Regions from separate parts of the Homo sapiens genome. Here region 2 is linked to region 1. The links are chromatin loops, found by intact Hi-C in ENCODE. Cell type or tissue: B cell. All regions are shown on one strand. Links, peaks and the distances in the headings refer to the core of each region. The heading gives the core; the rest is flanking DNA. Region 1 overlaps TMEM131 (transmembrane protein 131). Region 2 overlaps TMEM131 (transmembrane protein 131).

Region 1 (2,922 bases), core at 133-2,632:
AAGCTGTGTTACAGAGTCACCTTGCCTAGCATGCTGTTGTTATGGCTGGCATCTTCTCCTCCTTCAAGTCTCAGCCTTGACCCCACTCACAGTGTGGCCCTCCTTGGCTTCTCAGAGCAGCCCAGTTATCCTCTATTATATTCCCTATCTTAATTCTTATCACAATCTGTAAAAGTTCCTGGTTTGCTTGTCAATAATCTGTGCCTAGAAGCAAGTCTGAAAAACATAAGATAAGAAATTCTGGTTAGGATAATGACATTGTGCTTGAGCCCAGGGGGCAGAGGTTGCAGTGGGCTGAGATAGTGCCAATGCACTCCAGCTTGGGTGACAGAACAAGACCCTGTCTTAAAAAAAAAAAAAAAAAAGACACTGCTATTTTAGAATTCAACATTGTTAAATACATCAATATCTCTTTTACAGTTACACTTGCTCAATATTTTGTTTCAACAAAGGGCTCAATAGCAATTTTAAAACATCCTGGACTAGGTCCACATGGGTCCCTTCGAGCTTAAAGACATTTTATGATCAAAGCTTTGTTTCTTCCCTCATTAGTTTTATTATCTGAAAAATGTAACATATACTTGTCTTCTTGCCACATTAGAAGTACAAGGGAACTCATATAAACCATATTTTAATTTTATCAAGACCACTCAATATCATCAACTTCCTAAAGAAGCTAATGCCCATGTTGTTTACTAAAACTCAAAATATAATCCTATGTAATTCAGATGTGCAGGATATATACCATACATCTAAAAAGATGAGCCAGAAAGGTTTTTCAAAATTAATTTTATAGCTAAAGACAAAATACCATAATTAATTTTCACCTTATCCTAAAGAATCTAAGTCATCTAAAAAGATCTGTAAACTTCAGTTATAAAATGTAGAACTAATGCTCAAGAACCACCAACTACTCTTAGCAGCTTCAGTATCAGAAAATCACTAAAACTCTGAAGCTCGCACTGCAAATGCTCTAAAAACTAAGCTATTACTGGAACTATAGCCCAAAACAGCAGGCCCTAGTCAGGACCTATATGATAAACCTAAATAGGCTGACTGTTAAAACAAAGTATTTAAATGCAGTCATGTACCATGTAATGTTTTGGTCAACGATGGACTGCATAGATGATGGTGGCTCCATAAGATTATAATACTGTATTTACTGTACCCTTTTCTATGTTTAGATACACGAAAACTTGCCATTGTGTTACAACTGCCTACAGTATTCAGTATAGTAACATGTTGTACAGGCTTGCAGTCTAGGAGCAATAGGCTGTATCATATACCTTAGGTATGTAGTAGGCTATACCACCTAGGTTTGTGTAGGTACACTCTATGTTAGCACAATGATTAAATGGCCTAACACCACTTAGGATGTTTTCCACGTTGAGTGATGCGTGACCATAGTACCCAAAGTCTCCAAACAGAAACACCAAGTGTCCATCACAGATGAATGGATCAACATGGCAGTTACATAATGAAATATTATTCAGCCACAAAAAAGAATGAAATTCTGATATATGCTACAACATGGATGGACCTTGAAAATATTATAGTAAGTGAAATAAGCTAGACAAAAAAGGGCAAATACTGTGCTTCTACTCACATGAAAAATGTAGAATAAGCAAATTCACGGGGACAGAAAGTAGATTAGAGGTTACTGGGCAACAGGGTAGGGGGAAGTGAGGAGTTGTGGCTTAATGGTTACTGAGTCTCTAGGGTAATGAAAAAAGAATGGTGGTGTTTGTATAACATTGTGATTAATGCTACTGAATTGTACACTTAAAATAGTTATAAATGCTGAATTTTATGCTACATACATGTTATTTTAAAAACTACAAAACTCATTAACTTAGACAAAAAAAAAATTACAAATTGAACCCAGCAATGTATAAAATTATGCATCACGACCAAGTGACTTTTACTCAAGGTATGCAAGACTCACCCAAAATTCAAAAACTGATCATTGTAATTCACCCCATCAACAGGCTAAAGAGGAAAAACACATGATCATATCAACTGACACAGAAAAAGTATTTGACAAAACCGAACACCTCTTCATGATAAAAACTCTCAAGAAGATAGGAGAAATGTAGAACTACCTCAATCTCAACCTCTAGGTAATATCCTTCTTACCAGTAAAAGACTGAATATATAGGCCCTGAGACTGGGAACATGTCAAGGATGTGGCTCTCACTCTATTCAACATGTGCTAGAAGTTCTGGCCACTTTAACAAGGCAAGGAAAAAAAAAAGACGAACACACTGGAAAGGAAATAAAACTCCCTAATTGCAGGCTACATACTTGTCTATGTAAAAACCCCAAGGACTCAAAAAGAAAAGTCCTTCTTAAAGGTAATAAGTACATATAGCAAAGTTGCAGAATACAAGGTCTAAATCCTAAAATCCAGTACATTTCTATATACTAACAATGAATATGCAAAAATCAACATTAAAATGCCATTTACAACGCCATTTACGACTCCAAATAAAATGAAGTACCTCAGATATAAATCTAAGAAAGCATGCACAGGACATATGTACTGAAATATACAAAATGCTGATGAAATAAATCAAAGAAGATCTACATAAACAAGAAGACACACTATATTCATGGATTAAAAGACTCAAAATGTAAAGATGTTAATTCTTCCCAAATTAATCTGTGGGTTTAATGTAAACCCTGTAAAAATCCCAGGATAATTTTTTGTTGACAAGCTTATACAAAAAATTAGATAGGAACAAACCCTAGAATTGCTAAAAACAATCTTCAAAAACAAGAATAAAGTGAGAGGAATCACTCCACCAGACATTATGTCTTACTGCATAACTTCAGTAACCAAGGCAGTGTGATATTGGCAGAGGGATAGACACATAAATCACTTGCAGAGAGTAGAACACCTAGAAACAGAACCATATATGC
Region 2 (2,922 bases), core at 205-2,704, 81 kb before region 1:
CCATGGAATGTTTAATTTTTAGTGCAGTTTTCTGCCACTATCGGAACTGGACATCTAGTATGTAGATGATGGATAGGAGATCTGAGTTTCTAGTAATACCACTAAGAAACCGTAATTTTCCCAAGTCAGCACTGTACCATAGCTCAGTCCCTGGGCTTTTTCCTTCCTTGGTGATCTCATCCAGATCCATGGCTTCAGATATACACTAGTGACTCCTAAATTTCTATTTCTAGTCGAGTTCTCATATACCAAACTCGAATACTATCTGCCTATTTGCCACCTCCTCTTGGATATCTAGGAGATACCTGAAATCTAACATGTCCAAATTGAACTACTGATTGTACCTCTGAAACCCGTTCTACCCTCTGCCTTCTTCAATTCAGCTGACTCAACTCTGTCCTTCTAGTTGCTCAGGACAAAATTCTAGAGTCAATTTTGACTCTTCTCTTTCTCTCAAATCCCACATCAGGAAATCCTGTTGGGTGTATCTTCAAAACATACAGCATATCTCATTTTATTGTGCTTTGCTTTACTGCACTTCGCAGGTACTGCAGTTTTTTGTTTGACAAATTAAAGGTTTGTAGCAACCACGCATCAAGCAAGTCTATCAGTGTCATTTTTCCAACACCATGTACTCACTTTCTATCTCTGTGTCACATTTTGGCAATCTTGCAATATTTCCAAATTTTTCATTATTATTATATCTGCATGGTGATCTGTGATCTTTGATGTTGCTACTGAAATTGTTTTAGGGCACCACAAATTATGCCCACATAAGATGGCAAGCTTAAATCGAAAAATGTTATGTGTGTTCTCATTGCTCCACCAACTGCTGTTCTCCCAACTCCCTTCCTCTCCTCAAGCTTCCCTATTCCTAAGATACAATAATATTACAATTAGGCCAATTAGTAGCCCTACAATGGCCTGTAAGTGTTGGAGTAAAAGGAAGGGTTGCACATCTCTCACTTTAACCCAAAATCTGGAAATAAGGTTAGTGAGGAAGACATGCTCAAAGCCAAGAGAGGCTCAAAGCTAGGCCTTTAGTGCCAAACAGCCAAGCTGTGAATGCAAAGGAAAAGTTGTTGAAGGAAGTTAAAAATGCTATTCCAGTGAACACACATGTGGTAAAGAAGGAAAACAGCCTTATTGCTGATAGGGATAAAGCTTTAGTGGTCTGGATGGAAGAGCTAAGCAGCCACGGCATTCTCTTTTTTTTTTTTTTTTTTTGAGATGGAGTTTCGCTTGATGCCCAGGCTGGAGTGCAATGGCGTGGTCTTGGCTCACTGCAATCTCTGCCTTCCAGGTTCAAGCGATTCTTGTGCCTCAGCCTCCTGAGTAACTGAGATTATAGGTGCACACCACCACACCCAATTTTTGTATTTTTAGTAGAGATGGGGTTTCACCACGTTGGCCAGGTTGGTTTCGAACTCCTGACCTTAGGTGATCCACCTGCCTCAGCCTCCCAAAGTGCTGGGACTACAGGCGTGAGCCACCACGCCTGGCCTTGCCATACCATTCTCTTAAGCCAAAGTCTAATCCAGAGCAAGGCCCTGACTCTCTTTAATTCTGTGAAGGCTGAGAGAGGGGAGGAAGCTGCAGAATAGCTGAAAGCTAAAAGGGATCGATTCATGAGGTTTAAGAAAAGAAGCCAGCTCCATCACATAAAAGTGCAAGGTGAAGCATTAAATGCTGATGTACAAGTTGCAGCAAGTTATCCAGAAGATCTAGCTAAGATCATTGATGAACGTGGCCACACTAAACAACAAATTTTCCATGTAGATCAAGCAGCCTTCTGTTGGAAGATACCATCTAAAGAGAAGTCAGTGCCTGGCTTCAAAGCTTCAAAGGACAGGCTGACTCTCTCTTATTAGGGACTAACACAGCTGGTGGCTTTAAGTTGAAGCCAGTGCTCATCTGCCATTCTGAAAATTCTAGAGACCTTAAGAACTGTGCTAAATCTATTCTACCTGTGCTCTATAAATGGACAAGGCCTAGATAACAGCACATCTATTTATAACATGGTTTACTGAATATTTAAAATCCACTGTTGAGACCTAATGCTCAGAAAAAAGATTTCTTTCCAAATATTACTGCTCAGTGACAAGGCAACTGGTCACCCAGGAGCTCTGATGAAAATGTACAAGAAGATGCACGTTGTTTTCATGACTGCTAACACAACATCCATTCTTCAGCCAAGGATCAAGGAGTAATTTCAAGTTGCAAGTCTTCTTATTGAAGAAATACACTGCTTAAGGCTATAGCTGCCACAAAGGGTGATTCCTCTGATGGATCTGGGCAAAGTCCATTGAAAACCTCCTGGAAATGAGTCACCATTCTAAATGCCATTAAGAACATTTGCAGCTGGGCACAGTGGCTCAAGTCTGTAATCCCAGCACTTTGGGAGGCTGAGGCGGGTGGATCACCTGAAGTCAGGAGTTCGAGACCAGCCTCGCCAACATGGTGAAATCCCATCTCTACTAAAAAAAAAAAAAAAAAAAAAAATGTAGCTGGCAGTGGTGGGACGGGCCTATAATCCCAGCTATTCAGAAGGCTGAGGCAGGAGAATTGCTTGAACCTGGGAGGCGGAGGTTGCAGTGAGCCAAGATTGTGCCAGTGCACTCCAGCCTGGGCGACAGAGTGAGACCCCGTCTTGGAAAAAAAAAAAAAAAAAAGAACATTTGTGATTCATGGGAGAAGGTTAAAATGTCAACAATAGGAGGCTGGAAGAAGTTAATCCCAACCCTTATGGATGACTTTGAAGGAAGGGTTCAAGACTTCAGTGGAGAAGTCACTGTAGATGTGGTAGAAACAGCAAGAGAAAAGAATTAGAAGTGGCATCTGCAGATGTGAATGAATTTGTGCAATCCCATGATAAAACTTGAACGGAAGAGGAGTTGTTTCTTAGGGATGAGCAAAAAAAGT

What was found. A loop is a pair of places that touch in the nucleus more often than their neighbours do. Peaks named below come from ENCODE experiments on the same cell type or tissue, not always from the same donor. Only the 100,000 strongest peaks of a DNase experiment are listed, where the experiment ranks them.
Region 2: a loop joins it to region 1, with 1.9 times the contacts of the local background. A loop is called at or near these places in 2 of 110 quality-filtered maps.

The regions. Positions count from the first base shown.
Region 1 is chr2:97,931,795-97,934,716 of GRCh38, forward strand. All of the region lies in intron 1 of TMEM131 (transmembrane protein 131), which reads right to left. Among named protein-coding and RNA genes, the nearest start is that of TMEM131, 63 kb to the right of the region's middle. In B cell, for the core only: no CTCF peak of the experiment used is centred there; a DNase peak (open chromatin) is centred at 1,667; H3K4me3 peaks cover 755 bases; H3K27ac peaks cover 2,500 bases.
Region 2 is chr2:97,850,954-97,853,875 of GRCh38, forward strand. All of the region lies in intron 5 of TMEM131 (transmembrane protein 131), which reads right to left. Among named protein-coding and RNA genes, the nearest start is that of ZAP70, 140 kb to the left of the region's middle. In B cell, for the core only: no CTCF peak of the experiment used is centred there; no DNase peak of the experiment used is centred there.